2 separate regions of the Homo sapiens genome follow, and region 2 is linked to region 1. Evidence: chromatin loops called from intact Hi-C (ENCODE). Cell type or tissue: heart left ventricle. All regions are shown on one strand. Each heading gives the region's core, and the rest is flanking DNA. Links, peaks and the distances in the headings are about the cores only.

Region 1 (9,802 bases), core at 1,226-9,225:
ACTTTTCAGGCGAGGAATCTGAGGCTTGAAGAAATTTAAGTCACCTGTCTAAGGTGTCACTACTAGGAAATGCCATAAAGTTTCAAACCTAAATCTCGAAGAGTTTAGAGCCCAAGTACTCAACCACTATACTATATGAACTTGGAATAGGACTGGTTCTAGTTTAGTAAGTGGGGAATCCTTCTAAATAGGAAGAAATGAACCTTCCCTAAATTAGAATGGGAGTTAAAAGTCTTAGAGCCAATGATAGGCTAACCTCATGAAAAAGTGACCAGTGAATCTTTGTATCTAGCACATGTCCATTGGATCTGCTGTGCCAGGCTGGAATTTCCTCAGTTAGCCCTGCTCTTGGGGTTGCCATTTACCAGTCCTTCATCTTCTTCCTTCCTCATCCAACTTCTCTAGCTCAGTGCTGTGTTACAGGCAGGGCATATGATAATACAGTTATGAAGGATGTGAAAATGACCTTGGTTGCCTCCTTTGAATACCCTTTGCTATTTGTCACTTGTGTCATTCATGCTAATCCCTTCATCCCTACCTTTCCCACCATCAACATGGATTGATTACTGGCTGATAATATGCCAAGATATTAACCTGTTACCTCTTTCTGATGAACGTGGTGATGTGCTAACAGGAGCTTTTGGGAGAGGATATTTATTTAATTTACTCAGCTGAGTAATATTTCTGACAAGATTTTAAGGGGAGGAAGGCTGAGGAAGGGAAAGGAAAATTTTTAGGCAGCACGGCTTGTAAACATCCTTGTATCTTGCCAGATGTGATTTGAAGAGGACAGGGCTTGAGCATAAGCACTTCATACATGCTTTCAGTCAAGGCTGTACAGGAGGTGGTAGTGTCTTGATTTTAGTGATGAGAAAACTGAGCAAATCCTCGTGGAAGTGTCCTTTAAAGGATCTCGGAAATAAGACCTGAAAGAAAATTTGGGTTGTTTGTTTTTTTATTTTGCATCGGTACCAGAGTTGGTGAATTGAGGTCTTCAACTTATCTGTTTAACTTGTTATTTAAGACACATTGATTTTGCTTTGGGGTTAGTTCAAGTTCCAGAGTCTTGTGCATTTTCCAAATGTATTTCTAATACACCAGGAGTTCTTGTTCCATTTGAATTACCAATATATGCACAGGTTGAAAGTTTACATTTAATCATGTATTCACTGGAAATTTGACCCTCATGAAACTATTTCTAACAGACCTGAAAAAACAAAAGATGTCGTATCTTTTTCCTCTTTCCTGACTACGGTCCTGTTTCCTAGTGCCCTCTCACCATAACATGTAAGAGATGCTGAGAGTGCGTTAAAACCTTTTCTTTTGATAAGATTTTCAGGTGATTTCATAGTTGCTCAGGGTATGAATAATTATTTTCATTTGCCATTGAGAATCTGCTTATCAGAGTTCAGGACCCTTGTTATCTAGGTTTCTTGTAGCTCTTGGAAGTTACTGTGAGCTCTGAGATAAACCAGGGATAGCATATCCTGTTTCACAAAAATGAAAGCTCAGAAGTTTGGGAATTGTCAGAAAGGAATACTGACCTTGAGTCTAGAGTCATTGGTGTGCTGTGCTTTTGGGTCCCTGAAGAGAAAAGAGGAAGTAAAAAATAATAATTTAAGGGAAAAGAAAAATATGTGTATACATATGTGTGTATATATGAACACATACACACGTGTCAAACTGTCACCACTTTATTAAATTTACAAATGTGCATTTCTTATAATAATTATTACTGTGAAAACCCTCTAGGTTGATCCAAATCAGTTTCCTATGGAAAGGAGGGTTTACTTCTTAGGTCTGTTATTATAAGTAGATCACAGCATCTTATAGTTTGTAAAATGCTTGTGCTTCATATTAGTCACATAGCCCAGTGCTTAGCCCGGAAAAAGGTACTGGATTCAGTGTTTGCCACTCCTTGTTGAAGTATTTCATCCTTCTTTTACCCAGTGATGATTTTTCTTCTCCTTTTCCATGCTCCTGGATCTGCCTGTGTTGTGTGTCCCTCTTTCGGGTCCTTGTATTTCTTCTGGCTTAACATCTGTAACTCCTGTTAGATCTGTTTTATTTGCACAAGTCATATGACAGCAAATATGGAGCAGATTTCTTACTCAAACTATTACTCTAATCTCTTAAAATCTTTCATGTTCTCAGATGTCTCAGATATTATATAATTTAAATTTTCTAAGGTTTCAGAAATAATTATTTATTAATCGTTCATGTTGAAAATACATGGTTTAGGCTGGGCACAGTGGCTCATGCCTGTAATCCCAGCACTTTGGGAGGCCAAGGTGGGCAGATCACTTTAGGTCAGGAGTTTGAGGCCAGCCTGGCCAAAATGGTGAAACACCGTCTCTACTAAAAATACAAAAATTAGCCAGGCATGGTGGCACATGCCTGTAGTCCCAGCTGCTTGGGAGACTGAGGCAGGAGAATCGCTTGAACCTGGGAGGCAGAGGTTGCAGTGAGCCAAGATCGTGCCCCTGCACTCCAGCCTAGGCGACAAAATGACAGAGACTCCATCTCAAAAAACAAAATAACAACAACAACAAAACAAAGCTTTAAAATATTTGCACCCTGCAAAATGGATATATCCAGAAAATGTATGTCTTTTAAATAGATTTGTTTTATTATATAATGACTGGTAGTAGAAACTAATCTCCCTGTTTTACTTATTGCTGTTCTTAAATAACAGAGTTCGTTTTAAAAATGCTTAACTTTCTCTGCACTGCTCACTAAACATTATTGATGGATCACCAACTTTGGGGTATACTATGTTGATTTTATTTTAAACATTTTAAAATTGTTTCTTACATATGAATATGATAGAAACCCATACTACCTTAGAAAATTATGTAGTTTTAAATTCAATCAATATTAAGTTTATATTGACTCAAAAGTTTTAAAACACTGTAATTTTTCCTGTCCAGTGTGCTAGCCGCATCTTCAACCTTTTTCTAGTACATATTGATTTTATATATTCTTGGAAATTAGTCCTAAGCAGTTAATTTGTTATTCAAGGATTTGATTTGGATTGATTTTGTTATGTATTTGAACCCACTGATAGCACTTTCATGTGCAAGATGATAACATGACTGTGCTGATTTCATCTGAGTGTTTATTTATTAAGGCAAATCCAGGAAGATGACTACTGTAATCAGCTTGTTAGGATTTAGTTTGACTGTTTTATTTGTAATAGGTATATTGCAACTACACTTCTTCAATTATCCTCTCGGACTTATTCCTAATTCAGACTCTCCTTCCTTTTTAGTCCAATTTAGAGAGTACTTTAAAATGTGTTTTAAATTCTCAGATGTGTCTTTATTTGAGTACTCTGACCTCAAATGCTGGAAAAGTACTGGCAAAAACCTTATAGGGTTCTAAAAATAATTGTATGTTTGCCTCTTGCAAATATTTGTGGGTCTATTTATTCAACTATATGGTACTGTTATTGTCTAATAAGCAAATCTATAAGCCTTTGGGTAAATGTTAATATTTTTCTTGATGCTTCTCATTGCCCCCATAGTGCAGATAATACTAATTTCATGTATCACATGGTCACCAAGGTACTTGGCTACATATGCTAAAAATTTTCCAAATAGAAAATTATTTTGTATCTCAGGTTGTAAACCCTTGGGTAGAAACCAGGTCTGTTTACAGTAAAAATTCCAGCCAAGTAAAAACCTCAGCTTACCATACATTTCTCTTCCCACATGCTACTTTTCAGAGAAGAGGTAAGAGGAGCACTATCTAGAACGTATTAAAAAACAAATTTTAAAAATCCTGAAGCCTTCCCAAGAATAAAACCAGTTCACACTCCATTTGGTCTCCTCTCAGAGAAAAATATCACTCCAAAATACTCAATCCAATATCCTGTGCTTTACTCTGGCAGGTTTAACTGTGGTGCCATGACAATGGTGTGTATTTGATTAGTTGTAAGGTAGAAATGAGTAAATAATGGCTTAAAAATCAAAATTCATGAATAATTTGTTTCTTAAAAAATAAGATTGCGTGCACTCACAGGCACCTCCCGAGGGATAGCCATTTTCTTGCATTCCAGTTGGCTTTCTTGACTGGGAAGATTACAAATACATGGCAGGAAATTGCACATAATCCACAGACAGTCTTGTCTTTTCACAAGAGTATGTTGCACATGGGAATGTCATCTATCTTGTGAATCACTGCAGAAAAAAATGTTTGAGAGCCTCTGATCTGAGCTATGGTTCTGAAAATCAGAATCTTGACTCTGTGTCACTTAACGCTAATTATTTATAAGTAAATGTAAGATTCACTAGATTCTACTTAGCCAGCACCTGAATTTCATAACAATGGTTCCCAAAGTGTGATGTTTATATAATTGGTGGCACCAGGGATGCTTCTATGTGGTAGAGAAGTGAATTTATTTTATAGTTATAGATATTTTAATAAGTGTTGGGAGAAAACATACAACAATCACATCAAATCCATGCTGTGTAGCTATGTTGCTGAGGGTAAGGCTAAGTATTAAGAGTTCATAGATTTTTTTTTTTAAGAATGAGGTGTAAAAATACAGATTGTGCGTAATGTCAATAAGGGTACACAAGAAAGTTTTGGGAAAGATTGTTTTAAAGTCATTTTCAACAAGGAATGAAATGGATTGTTCTCCTGTTTGTGTTTTTGCTCCCCACTGCCCTGTTTGAAGAATTCTGGCCGAGTTCTCTCTGTATCTGTGTTTGAATGACTCCTTGCATGCTGTTTGTCAACTTCTTCATAGGAATTGCTGTGGGGACATAGAGTTAGATGGAGATGGTGGTTTTCATGAAATATATTCTTGCTTTGAGGATAAGTCATTCTGGTTAAAAATTGCTCACATTAATACATCATCAGAAAAACATTTGACTCTCATCCTCCTTCAGATTTATAAACTCTCTTGCCTTGAGACAGTGAGGTCCATGGCTGAAGAGGCCAGCCTAGAAATAATAAAGGATGCTGGGGCACCCACTTCCATCCAGTCTGGGTTCCCTGGGGAGCTCTCACTTCCCGTACTGTCTCCACAGCGAGGCCTCTCATTTCCTCCTCCAGGCTCCTTCTTGATTCCTGACAGTAGATGCCTGTGGCTGTGAAGAGCCATTCCATCATGTGGTATTTTATAGCAGAAATACATGGTGCTTCCCCCGACTCCTTTCTTTGTAAAGAAACAATTTGGAAAAAGTTTGGAAGGGAAAAATCTTTGATAGGATACACATTTATTTTCCCTTAATCTGTTCCCTTTCCTTGTAGAAAAAAAATTAGATTATTCCAAATTAAAACTATGTGTTTTTTGTATTAAATTATATTGTTAAAAGGAATGGCTTTGTTAAACGAGAAAAATATAAGGAGAAAAGAAGTATATTACATACAGGATGAGGAATTTGCAAACATCCACTTTTCTTTCTAGAGCATTGTTCAGGTCATCTCCCCTATGGCTTAAGAAAGGGAATCCTTAAGGTTTGAGTAGAAGTACCCTCCTAAATGTAGGAAAAACAACAAAAAAGAGGTGGTACGGTGGGGAGAAGATAGAGGGGGAGACATAGAGAGATTTCAACCATTACCACAAGATGGCAGCAGAAGTATAATATTTAACAATTGTGGGCTCCACTAGGAGTTTGAAATGGCTTTTAGTTGAATTTTAAAATATATTGTCAAATATATAACTTTCTCAATATCAGGATTTATAAGTTTGAAAAGTGTATTATCAAGTACATATGGTCTTACATTTTTTTCCAGTTAGTAGTGGTTTTGGGGAATATATTTAAAAAGCTAAATTTTCTTCTCGATGTTTGTCTTAAGGAATAGAGAAACAAAGAGTACAGTTTGCATGGAGAGTTCTTTGAACATTGACTCTGGGAAATTCCTAAAACCCCTATGAGGAAACCTCTGGACTTATATTTGGCTGAGAGGAGAAAACAGAGAAATAATGGAAAATTAATAGTAGTAAAAAAAAAAAAGTATGTGTGAGGAGACTAAAGGAATGGCTTCCTATTCACTCCCTTCTACCCCCATAACAAATTAAAAGAAAATTATTATAGGAAAAAATTAGATCAGTTATTAGATGAAACTCATAATAGGTTGCTTGATCTCCTTGATAATTCTGTGATTCTAGAATGTAATTAATTAAATCTTAATGTGGCCTATTGTAATCTGAGATTCCCATTATAAAAATATTTTAATAATCAAGTTAATATGATTATTTATTTACATGTATCTAAATATTTTTAAGAGAATAGCAAAGTGTTTTATGAGATACTCTACTCTGAATATAAACTGCCTCTCAAAAATTTTAGGGTAAAGAGTAGTCTGGCTTATACCACACAGGGTTACATTGTGGGTTGGGTCTAATGGGCTGTACATTTTTGGATCAATATTCCCTCAGAGAGTGCCATTCAGCCTTCCTGTAAAAGGCTATTTCATTCAGTCTGTGACCCCTTTCATGTGAAACCTCCCAGGGGCCTGGATGTGAAGCAGTCTTGCTACTGGCATCATTTGTGATTTAACGCTGAGGAGAAATGTACTTATTTTGGTCTGTCCCAGCAATCAAGGGTCAGTGGTAAAAGGAAGTTGTACTCTGGGTCAAAACAAGTCAGTTTTGGATTAATGCTATTCCTTGGCCTCTTTAATTGGTCTTTTTGCTCAGATACTGTGTTAGATCATACTTAGATAAACAGGCAAGAAGGGAACTTGAGAATTTAGAACAGTTCACATTTTCATGCCCTGTTTGACAATAAGATGCTTTTATAAAAAGTGTTTTGAAATTCTGTGATATATTTATTTGAGGTTATCAATGTATAGAAATGCTCTCTGGGACAGTAGTCAATATGTTTCCTAGGTTAGGAAAAAAACAATGTTACACTGTCTATGACTGCCAGAGAGAACCAAGGGTAGATTGAATGTTGGGTATGCTTTCTCGTGTCTGCAGGGCCAAAACAACAACAACAACAACAACAACAACAACAACAACAACAACAACAGAACACCTAGCCTGCATTGGACATAGTGAAGCAAGCAATAGACAGTAATATCTTTTATTTTCTCTGATCTTTCTAGTTTGTTATCTAGGCCAAGACAAATTCCCGAAGTATAGCAGCAGGGTTTGAAGCATGCTACATTGAAATCCCCCGGTTACCCAGACTCACCATCTGACTCCAGGGCATCACGAGAGGTGTCCACACAAAAGGAGACAGGCTGTGGAATCTCTGGGCTTCTTGATATTAGAGCAATTAGAAAAAGAAGAAAAAGTTTCTGTTTTGTGGTACCAAATCCCCATTTGCCATGTTAAAAGTCCGGACATGCTTTTGTGATACTTATGAGCATACGCTAAATCTCAGACTTGCTGACTTTAATCTCTTCTTAGCCTATGTCTGCTTCCTTGATTGTTTTAATTGCAAAAACAATGTGTGCTGGTTGTCAGATAATAAAAACATAAACATTTTATTTTCTCCTCCCAATCTTTCTACTTGTCTTCCAGCAGATACCCAATGTTAAACTTTCCGTATGTTTCCGTAAATCTTTATATGTAGAGAGAGAACTCACCTGCTTATTTGGAGGGTTTTATTTTTTCACCCGAAATAAAATAATTCCATAACACTCCTCAGTAACCTGCTCTTTTTGCTTAATAATAGTACCTAGGCTTCTTTCCAGATCAGTCCATATTGGTCTTTCTAATAGCTATGGAATAGTAATTCCATAGTATTCATGTACCTCAGCTTATTGATACTGATATTTTGGCAAGTTTTTTGCAAGCATTCAATGCTGCAATTGATATTGTACACATTTTCTCATATGTTATTTATGTATTTATTTATAGGATTAATTCCAAACAGTGAGAGTCCTAGGTCAAAAAAACTATTAATATTTGACTTTTTTAGTTTATGTGATTATACATACACTTCCTATATGAGATAAATGATCTATAAACTTTTCTATTAAAAAATGTATACTGGCCGGGCACGGTGGCTCATGCCTATAATACCAGCACTTTGGGAGGCCAAAGTGGGCAGATCACCTGAGGCTGGGAGTTCGAGACCAGCTTCACCAACATGGAGAAACCCCGTCTCTACTAAAAATACAAAGTTATCCGGACGTGGTGGTGCCTGTAATCCTAGCTATTGGACAGGCTGAGGCAGGAGAAGTGCTTGAACCTGGGAGGTGGAGGTTACAGTGAGCCAAGATTGTGCCATTGCACTCCAGCCTGGGCAACAAGAGAGAAACTCTGTCTCAAAATCAGAACAAAACAAAACAAAAACAAAAAACAAAACAAAAAACTGTGGGCTGGCAGCATAAACAAAATTAATTTTCTACATTAAAGACAGACAGAATTAAAAAAAATCAAATGTGCAAACTTAGTGGAAACGTGGAAGGTTCTTTTTTTTATACTTGAGTTACATTCATGAGAATGCTCTTTTCGGAATGATGTTTACATGCCCTTTTACTTTTCAGGTTTATAAAGTCCATATTGTGCACTTGGTTTGATGTTTGTGGGTGTGTGCCTGTGTGTGTGTTTAAGCTGAAAAAAAAAATTAATTGCTACAGTGTAATTTTGAAAATAAGGAAAATAAGGATAAAACTGTATCTATTGCTCTTAAATAAAATAACCACAAGTCCTTCTCTAAGAATCATAATGATTTGTTTTTCTTTTCATCAAAATAAATTTTTGATATTCTAGCTCCCACTTGGGAAAATAACAAATTCCAAGTCTCTCAGCTACTTTTTTTTCAAAAGGCTAGTAGGGAGATTTGGACATATATGGTATTGGAACCACTCAGTGGAGATTTCCTTTTATAGGATGGCAACCTCGGTAGAGATTTCATTTCATTATTTTTTTCTTGGTCATTGTAGTGATATTGGACTAGATTTACTGAACGATATCTTTGCAAACATTTATTTGGATCAGAATTCAATCATATTAAGGGTATTCAATCGTGTGATTGGAGCCAAAAGGTAAAATCATTTTGGGGGAGGAGGAAGGATAACCTTAGAAATTTCAGCCTACTCTTGTGCAGGAGTAACAGGGTAGGTTGTGATAATTAAAAAAAAATAAAATAAAATGATCCCGGGAATCACAGATTTAAAAGTTTTAGAGCTTTTGAAAAATTTAGTTTTGGTAGTAAGTTTATAGTGCCTCTTGCTTTGAAAGGATTTTAGAAGATATCTTTGTTCGTCTCCTTTGATGGACAAAACAAAAATGACAAATCAAGCAAATATCAAGAAGTTCAGAAAGACTGATATTCCAGTGACATGGTAAGCTGGACATTTGTAAATTGGAACAATAGGACAAAAGGAAATGAGATGGTTTAGGTATTATTACCATATTAATAACATAAAGTGTCTTTTTATGATCTGGTTTGCAGATCACAAAATGTGTTGTCACTCAGGTTAACACCCCAACCAACTCTAGAATGAATTTCTTAGCAGAGCCGCTTTTGAAGGCCGAGTTTAAACGAAACACTGTGATGAATTGTCCATAAGGCAGGAACCCTGAGGGGACCAGCTATTTCAGGCTCAGGGAAAGACACTGGAATTGCTGGAAGAGCTGCTCAGAGTGCTAGAATGTCTGAGTGGGCAGGGATCATTGACAGTTGTGCATATTTTTCCAGGCTGGGTGCCTTATTTCACAAAAGCCTTTCTCTCCCCTCCTCTCATTGTCTATTCGTTGTTCAGTTCTCAGGAATAATGAGGGGATAACTTTTCATATCTGGTGGAGTTGCAGATGTAGAGATATGGGTTAGGGGCTGTTTGTAGATATTCTAACGGTGCAGTTGACCTCAGTTTCAAACTCTGAAGGCTG
Region 2 (9,802 bases), core at 507-8,506, 1.0 Mb after region 1:
TATATATATATAATTTCAACAGATGATTGAAATGTTTCTGTAAATTAAAAGAAGTATTTTAATACTTCAAGGTGATAATCTTATTTATTGTGTATTTTCATCTCTACACATGCATTTTTCTTGAGCTACTCAATGGGAATCTAAATATAGAAGGTGAGAAATCAAGATTGGCATTTACACGAACATGGCCTGTATTTTGTTGAAATATTGTGGTGCGTAGTTTGAGTTAGAGTTCTTTTGGGTAATACAGAATTGGTTGTGAATGAAAGCACCCTTTCAGAGATCTTAGAAGGACTGGACTTCTTATAACTTGACATCTTCTAACTGCTTCTCTTCTTCTATCTCTTCTACTTATTCAACAACACCATAGGGTTTTTTTCTTTTTTGTTGTTGTTAAAATATTCGTGAACATAAAAACACACTCTCACACATTGAATTAGTAAGCAAAAATGGTTTAAAGAAGATCTTAATTGCCAGAGTATCAAATGAAATTTGTCTTCCAGCTACTAATCACTTCAATGTAATAAAATCCCTTTACAACCAAAAAGTCAAAAAGTTTTAATAATGTAACAGCTTAAAAGCCATCACAAGAATCTGAAATTTGAGCAACTCAAAAAAATGACTTCAATTTTTTGAGTTGTACCCTGAAGTTTTGTACCCTGTGAACTATATCTCCTCTCCCTGCCAAACACCTAGTAACTACCATTCTACTCTCTATTACGGTGGGTTCAAAGTTTTTTTTTCGATTCCACATTTAAGTGAGGTCATGCAGTATTTGTCTTTCTGTGTCTGGCTTATCTCACTTAGCATAATGTCCTGCAGGTTCAACCATGTTTTTACAAATGACAGGATTTCCTTCTTTTTCAAGACTGGATAATATTTCATTGTGTATAACTTTTCTTTACCCATTCATCTGTTGATGGACACTTCAGTTATAAGAAGAATAAATACAGAGACCTAATGTACAACATGGTGACTATAGTTAATAATGTACTGTACACTGCAATTTGCTAAGAGATATTTCAAGTGTTCTCACCATAAAAAAAAAAAACATAACTATGTGAGGTGATGCATATGTTAATTAGCTTGTGGTAATCATTTTACAATGTATATACCTACATCCAAACATCACATTGTATATCCTAAACATATACAACTTTTTTTGTCAGTCATACCTCAGTAAAACTTGTTGAAAATTTTTGCCTCTTTTTTAGGAATTTATAGATGAGGGATTTTTTTTCCTTCAGTCATTTTTTTTCCCTAAAAATCTGTTAAGTGGTATTTAAATATAAGACTCTCTATCTTAATAGCAGACTTTTAAAGTGTCCTGAGTAGCAAAAGTAAATACTTAAAAATGTATTGAAACAAAAATAGAAGTAAAAGGAAATAAAAATAACCTCTACCACCATTGTTTAAATGTACAGAATTGTCATCTCAACCACCCATATTTACTTGGTATGAACTCCTGTTTATTATTAAGATTCTTGATTCTTAACGTATGGAATTTAGAACTATAAAATGGACAGTCTTAATATTACTTCACCTCATACATCTTTTAAACTGTTTAAATCTAGAGTAAATGGTTACACAAAACACATGTGAAGTTGGGGCTGATTCTCTTCCTTTGGTATGGAAAAAAGAACAGCAACCATGAAATAAGAATTGTATATGATCCATGAAAAGGAAAGGAAAAATTAAGCTAATAACTATCAGTGAGATCTATAAACCCATTTCCCATCTCTTCACAAGTATTCCCAAGAAATATTATTCTTTCTACATTTGTGATCAATTATTTCAAGACCAGTTTTAATTTGAAGGATTATAATCCTATTATCCAATTACTTGGCAAAAGACAAGCTCAGATTTATATTTTTAATACTGCCTTCTTTTTCAGTGATGGATTACATAACAAGTTCTTTGCAAATTCTGTTTATTATTAGGCACATTTCTGGTTTTGACAAATTAAGCCTGTCTGCTTTTGTCATCACTTCTTAAGCTTTATACAGTATCTACACAATTTGAGGGAATACTTTTTGTTTCCACTCAGAGTTTGGTTAATGCTTTCTTCTTACTATTTTGTGATGGTTTGTCTTATAACACACTGGTGCCTCCTTTTCTTCATTTCTTCCTTTTTTCTTGCCTTCCCTCCTTTCTTTCTGAGAAATGTTAACACGGATCCACTCAATGGCACTGTGCTGTTGACGTAGAATAAAACAAAATAATGTGCCATTGTGTAGGTGACTCACCCTCAAGATTGCTCCAGTTAAGGAGAGAATCTATCCCTGAGTTTTTATATTACTAATTATTGAGTGGCAGCTTTTCTTTTCTTTGGGTTTCACAGCATGTGCCTTTGGACAAAGAACTAGGGAAGATGTAAAAGATGAGTTTATAATACATCAAGATATAAATGTTAACACCCTATGCTGTTCATGTAAATACTAAAAACACTATGAAAGATCATCAGCAGCAGTTTTTTCTTGCACTTTTTCAGCTCTCTTGACATATATGGTTACAGTTGGAGGCATTTTTCAGTGTACCAATTAAAATATTTTTTTTTCTACACAATCCAGCAAAAGTGTGAGAGTAAACATAATAGAATTTGAGTTAGCGAAAGTTAGTATGACATGTGAGGTTGTGGTTTTAGTGCATAGTGGTTATTTGTTTATGAATCTTATTCTGGCTGTGTCTCATTTACCGTTCTCAACTCTGTCTCTGCATTTCTTTCACCAAATGCCTCCTTGCATGGTGTTTAAGCCTGCAAACTCTTCTTTCCTGGTTCCATCCCGGTATCATTCTTTTTTTATGACCAAACTACACTGTGTACTGAGTGAAGGACAGTGCTACTTTTAAGAGATAGGATCTTGGCTGTGCCACTAATTAACTGGTGCCCTTAAGAAAGTGAATTAACCTTGTTGAAATACAGTTTCCTCAATTATAACACATTTACAGTTCCCTATATGACCTATGATGCAGCTTTCTGAAATTTCTTGATTCATTTATTTTGAGTTTGTGTTCTTTTTAGTCTAAATCTCATTATCCTCAAATTCCATTCTCCTTTGCAAATCCAGGTGTTCAATCATGTAGGTAAAATAGAAGTAGGATTAAGAAAGTCATGAGGGAAACAACTTGGCTATGAAACATTGTAAGAACAGCAACAGTAAAGAAGTTTTGGAGTCTTGTGCTCATCTTTTTTGTCCTTTTCTTGCCCCTCCCAACAGTTGTGTCTTTCTCATATATACATTTATTCAGCAAACATTATTGAACACCTTCCAAAGATCTGATGCTGGTCAGACTCTCAGAACCCAGATACGAACCAGACGAAGAGTCAGGAATATCCGTCTGGGGAAGCTACAGAAGAGAAAGCTGACATTTTCTCTAGCTGAGCAATCCACAAGCTGTTATGGATACATATAGGAGACACAGAGAGATAATAATAACCTAGAGAAACAATTCCTCAATCAATCCTGGTTTTCCTCTCATATTTCTGCAGCCCATCTATGTCCCTCTGAATCCTTCTTTGTAGCTTAGTGCTCATGAGTAGGCTCTGAAGTCAGACTTCCTGCACTGGTAGCTCAGCTCCTTAATCTAGTTACTTTGTGGCCCTAGAAAGTCATTTAACCTCTCTGTCAGTTTTCTCATCTGTAAAATGTGAATAACAATAACTGTCTAGGTTATAAGATTATGAGAGTTGAATGTATATATAATGTTTAGTATAGCTTTTTGCACGTAATAAGCATTCAATAAATTAACTATTCATATTAATTATCTCTACTTTTGTCATTTCCTCTAAGTGTTTTAAGAAGACATTGAATTTGTAAACTTCTAGATGTTTCTATTCAAAATGATATTCTCCTCACAAACCACTTTTTGGCTGTAAACTCCGGGATGGCAGGTATTTTTGTTTTTGTGTGTGTTTGTTTTTAATTATATTTTCAAATGCTAGTAAAATTCTGGCACAAATAAATATTAGAAGAAAGAAGGAAGGCAAGAGTTACTTGCATTGTTGAAAACAATAATAATGTCAACTGCATGTTGATAAACAGGTAGAAATTCCTAAAATATATTAAAACAAGATAAAGATGATAAGACAACACTAATTCTTAGCTAAAAACTGAAGTATCATTACTTCTCTTCAGCATCTCCTGGGACTGAATCTATCCTCCCAGAGCCCATCTAGACAAAAGATCCCCATCTACTGGATAATGTGTGAACAGCATCTAACGAATATGATTCTTATGTATGTTAGGGAGTTAATTTAATTTTCCTTAAAAATGCATAGCATGGAATGTCATATTTGGGACTGTTTTGTGAGGTCTTGCTCAAGGAGAGGAGATTAGTGTTGCAGAGTGACCTGGAAGTGGTAGGGGGGAAACGTTCATAATTTACTTAATTTGCTGCTATTGTTACCATATTATTCATTCAGCATGTTCTATTTTTGAAATTAAAATACAGTTTTAGAGGCGCAGTGGCTCATGCCGGTAATCCCAGCACACTGGGAGACTGAGGTGGGAAGATTGCTTGAGCCCAGGAGGTCGAGGTTGCAGTGAGCTGTGATCATGCCACTGTACTCCATCCTAGGTGACAGACTGATACCCAGTCTCCAAAAAATAAAAGAAAAAGAAATATGATTTTTTAAAAATTTAATCATTATCAATATGAGTTTGCCTAAATCCCCCTTCACCTTCCTTTCAGTTATAGTTTTAGGAGCCAACAAAATATATTTTCTTCCTTATTTCATGTGTTACAGGACTTTTGATAGGCAAGCTCTCTATAAGGGTTTGCTTAAGTTATTTTCTATACCCTGAAGCTTGCCTTTTCTTTTCATTAATACCACCCTGGAGAAATGGCATATATGACAATGTGGCATTTGTGACTTATACAATATAGCAATGTGGCTTATGGATGAATGAAAGGGTAATGCCCATCTTTTTTTTTTTTTTTTTTTTCATTCAGTAGAGACGGATTTTTGCTATGTTGGCCAGGCTGGTCTCGAACTGGCCTCAAGTGATGTGCCCACCTCAGCTTCCCAAAGTGCTAGGATTACAGTCATGAACCACCCAGTGACCAGCCAGTGCCCATGTTTTTAAAAGGCTGTGGAGCTTCCTATTGTCCTGAGAAATACCTGGACAGCAAAGTGTGTGACCCCACCCAACCCTGCCACTGGTAGTTAGGCAGGCATTGCATGCTAGAGCTTCTGGCCCTGTGGCCTGCTTCTGTTTGAACTCAACTGGTGGGCACAGCTCGCTGTTGTCCCAGTAAGCACATGGACAGTAACATGGGCATTTCCACCCACCCCTGCCATTGGTAGCCAGGTGAGCAATGACTGTTAGAGTTTCTAGCCCAGTGGTTCTACTTCTGCCTGAATTTGCTGAGGGATGCAGTCTTCTGTTGCTCTAGAAACATCCAGATGTCAGGGTGGGCAGGTCCACCAATCTTACCTCCCATAGCCAAATGAGCCATACATGCTGGAGGTTCCAACCTGACAGTCCTGCTTCCACCTAAACTCTGTGGTCAGTTGCAACCTCATGTTTTCACAGGAAGCACACAGATGCAGATCAGGGCCAACCTGGCAAGGATATGGCTTATCTGCCTGAGGAGGCCCTTGGACCACAACACCGAGAAGAAGAACTGAAGCATGGGGAGAATAATCAGAGGTGTCATTAAGACACAGTAGCAAACTAGCATCAAAGCCAGTCAACTGAACCCACCTTATACCATAATCAAACCCCCAAGGGCATCAAATAAGATAAAAGAAAACAAAACAAACAAACAAACAAAAAAAACAAGTCTATCAAAAAGACAGCAACTTCAAAGATTGAAGGAACATCATCAGCCCACATAAATGAGAAAGAACCAGTGTAAGAACTCGTTCAACTCTGGCAACTCAAAAAGCCAGAGCACTTTCTTTCTTCCAAATGACCACACTTGTTCCCTAGCAAGGGTTCTCAACAAGGCTGAAATGGCCGAAGTGACAGAAATAGAATACAGAATATGGATGGGAATGAAGATCATCAAGATTCAGGAGAATGTAGAAACTCAATCCACAGAATCTAAGAATCATAATAAAATGATACAGGAGCTGATATACAAAATAGCCATTATAAGAAAGAACCAAACTAATCTGATAGAGCTGAAAAATACACAAGAATTGCATAATGCAAATGTTATTAACAGCAGAATAGACCAGGCTGAGGAAAAAATTTCAGAGCTCAAAGACTGGCCCTCTGAAATTACTCAGTCAGACCAAAATGAAGAAAAAAGAATGAAAAATAATGAACAAATCCTCCAAGAAATATGGGATTACATATAAAGACCAAATCTATGATTCACTGATGTCCCTGAAAGAGGGAAAAAACAAGCAACTTAGAAAACATATTTCAGGTATCATCCATGAAAACTTTCCCAACCTTGCTAGAGAGGCCAACATTCAAATCTAGGAAATGCAAAGAAACCCTGTGAGATATTACATAAGGAGATCATTCCTAAGTGACATAATGATTACATTCTCTAAGGTCAAAATGCAAGAAAAAATGTTAAAGGCAGCTGGAGAGAAGGGGTGGATCACCTACAAAGGGAACCCCATCTGGCTAACAGTGCACTTTTAAGCAGAAACCCACAAGCCAGAAGACATTGGGGACATGTATTCAGCTTTCTTAAAGAAAAAAAAATTCCAACCGGGAATTCCATGTCCAACCAAACTAAACTTCATAAGTGAAGGAGAAATAAGATCCTTTTTCAGAGAAGCAAATGGTGAAATAATTTGTTACGACTAGACCTGCCTTACAGGAGCTGCTGAAGGAAGCTCTATGGAAAGGAAAGACCGTTACCAGCAAGTACAAAAACACACTTAAGTACACAGACAAGTAAACTATAAAGCAACCACAAAAAAGAGTCTGTATTTAACATCAACAACTACCATCACAATGACAGGATCAAATCCACATGTATCAAAACTAACCTTCAGTGTAAACAGGCTAAATGCCCCCATTTAAAAGGCACAGAGTGGCAAGGTGGATAAAGAAATGAGACCAAATGTTATGCTGTCTTCAAGAGACCCACCTCATATACAATAACATTCTTAGGCTCCAAATAACAGGATGAAGAAAAATATACAAAGCAAAGAAAACACAGAATAAAGCAGAGATTGTAACTGTAATTTCACACAAAATAGACTTTAAACCAACAAAGACCAAAAAGACAGTGAACAGCATTATATAATGGTAAAGGGCTGAATTCAACAAGAAGACCTAACTATCTAAATATATGTGCACCCAATATAGGAACACCCAGATTCACAAAGCACATTCTTAGAGACTTATGAAGAGATGTGAATTCCTGCACAACAATAGTGGAAGTCTTCAACACTCCACTGACAGTATTAAACATATCATGGAGGCAGAAAATTAACAAAAATATTCAGGACTTGAACTCAATACTTGCCCAAATGGACCTAATAGACATCTACAGAACTCTCCACCTAAAAGCAACAGAATATACATTCTTTTCATCACATGGTACATATTCTAAAATGGTACACACTCTAAAATCAGACATAAAATAGTACTCAGCAAATGTGGAAAAACAAAAATCACACCAAACACAGTCTTGGGCTACAGTGCAGTAAAAATTGAAATCAATACCAAGAAAATCCCTCAAAATAACACAATTACATGGAAATTAAACAATCTGCTCCTGTATGACTTTTGGAAAATAATGTAATTAAGGCAGAAATCAAGAAAATCTTTGAAACTAATAAGAACAAAGATACAACATACCAGAATCTCTGGGACACAGCTAAATCAGTATTAAGAGAGAAGTTTCTAGTACTAAACACCCATATCAAAAAGTTAGAAAGATCTCAAATTAACAACCTAACATTACTAGCAGAAGAACTGGAGAAGCAAGAGCAAACCAACCTCAAAGCTAGCAGAAGACAAGAAATAATCAAAATCAGAGCTGAACTGAAGGAAATTGAAACGTGTAAAACCACATAATACATCAACAGATGTAGGTGTTGGTTTTTTGAAAAAATTAATAAGATAGACGACTAGTTAGACTAATAAAGAGAAGAAGAGAGAAGATTCAAATAAGCACCATTAGAAATGGCAAAGGGGACATTACCACTGACCTCACAGAAATACAGAAGAACCATCAGAGACTACTATGAACACCTGTGTTCACACAAGCTAGAAAATCTAGAAGAGATGCATAAATTCCTGGACACATACAATCTCCCAAAACTCAACCAGAAGAAATTAAATCCCTGAACAGACTAATAACAAGTTCCAAAGTTGAATCAATAATAAAAACCCTACCAACCAAGAAAAGTCCAGTTGGATTCACAGCCAAATTCTACAAGATGTATAAAGAAGAGCTGGTTTTTAAAAAATTGTCAAGTTTCCTCCCCAGTTTTTTGGAACAGTTTCAACAGGAATGTAATAGATATAAAAATCCTCAGCAAAATACTAGCAAAATGAATCTAGCAGCACATTAAAAAGCTAATTCACCATGATCAAGTAGGCTTTATCCTTGGGATGCATGTTTGGTTCAACATATGCAAATCAATAAATGTGACTCATCACATAAACAGAACTAAAAAAACACATATTTATCTCAATAAATGTAGAAAAGGCTTTCAATAAAATTCATCATCCCCTCATAGTAAAAACCCTCGATAAACTAGGCATTGAAGAAATATACTTCAAAAAAATAAAAGCCATCTATGACAATCTCACAGCCAACATTATACTGAATGGGCAAAAGCTGAAAGGATTCCCTTGAAAAACAGCTCAAGTGTGCCCTCTCTCACCACTCCTATTCAATATAGTATTGGAAGTCCTGGCCAGAGCAATCAGGCAAGAGAAAGAAATAAGAGACATCCAAATAGAAAGAGAGGAAGTCAAATTCTTCCTATTTACAGATGATGTGATTCTATATCTAGAAAACCCCATTGTTTCTGCCCCAAAGGTCCTTGATCTGAGGAACAACTTCAGTAAACTTTCATTATACAAAATCAGTGTACAAAAAATTAGTGTCATTCCTATGCACCAACAGCATCCAAGTCAAGAGCCAAATTAGGAGTGAAATTCCATTCATGACTGCTACATAAAGAATAAAATACCTAAGAATACAGCTAACCAGGAAGGTGAAAGATCTCTACAATGGTAATTACAAAACACTGCTCAAACAAATCAGAAATGGCATAAACAAATGGAAAAACATTTCATGCCTAGGGATAGGAAGAATAACATCATTAAAATGGCCATACTGCCCAAAGGAAGTGTACAGATTCAATGCTATTTCTATCAAACTACCAATGACATTCTTCACAGAATTAGAAAAACTATTTTAAAATTCATATGGAACCAAAAAAAGAGGCCACATAGGCAAGGCAATCATAAGGAAAAAGAACAAATCTGGAGGCATAACATACTCAACTTCAAACTGTAGTACAGGCAACAGTAACCAAAACAGCATAGTACTGGTTCATAAACAAATAAATAGAACAGTGGAACAGAGTAGACAGCACAGAAGTAATGTTGCACACCTACAACCATCTGATGTTTGACTGAGATGATGAAAACAAGCAATGGGGAAAGGACTCCCTATTCAATAAATGGTGCTGGGATAACTGGCTAGCCATATATGGAAGATTGAAACTGGACCTCTAGCTTCCATCTTATATCAAAAATCAACTCAAGATTGATTAAAAAGTTAAATGTAAAACCTAAAACTATAAAACTCATGGAAGATAACCTAGGAAGTAGCATTCTGGACAAAAGAATGGGCAAAGATTTCATGA

What was found. Peaks named below come from ENCODE experiments on the same cell type or tissue, not always from the same donor. Only the 100,000 strongest peaks of a DNase experiment are listed, where the experiment ranks them.
Region 2: it touches region 1 in a loop (3-fold over the local background); 13 of 110 quality-filtered maps call a loop at or near these places.

What each region holds. Positions count from the first base shown.
Region 1 is chr10:50,996,226-51,006,027 of GRCh38, forward strand. It overlaps a transcript of PRKG1 not described here. Among named protein-coding and RNA genes, the nearest start is that of PRKG1, 73 kb to the right of the region's middle. In heart left ventricle, for the core only: a CTCF peak has its summit at 5,566 (motif pointing right); no DNase peak of the experiment used is centred there; H3K27ac peaks cover 1,975 bases.
Region 2 is chr10:52,000,326-52,010,127 of GRCh38, forward strand. All of the region lies in intron 5 of PRKG1 (protein kinase cGMP-dependent 1), which reads left to right. Among named protein-coding and RNA genes, the nearest start is that of CSTF2T, 310 kb to the left of the region's middle. In heart left ventricle, for the core only: a CTCF peak has its summit at 4,192; no DNase peak of the experiment used is centred there.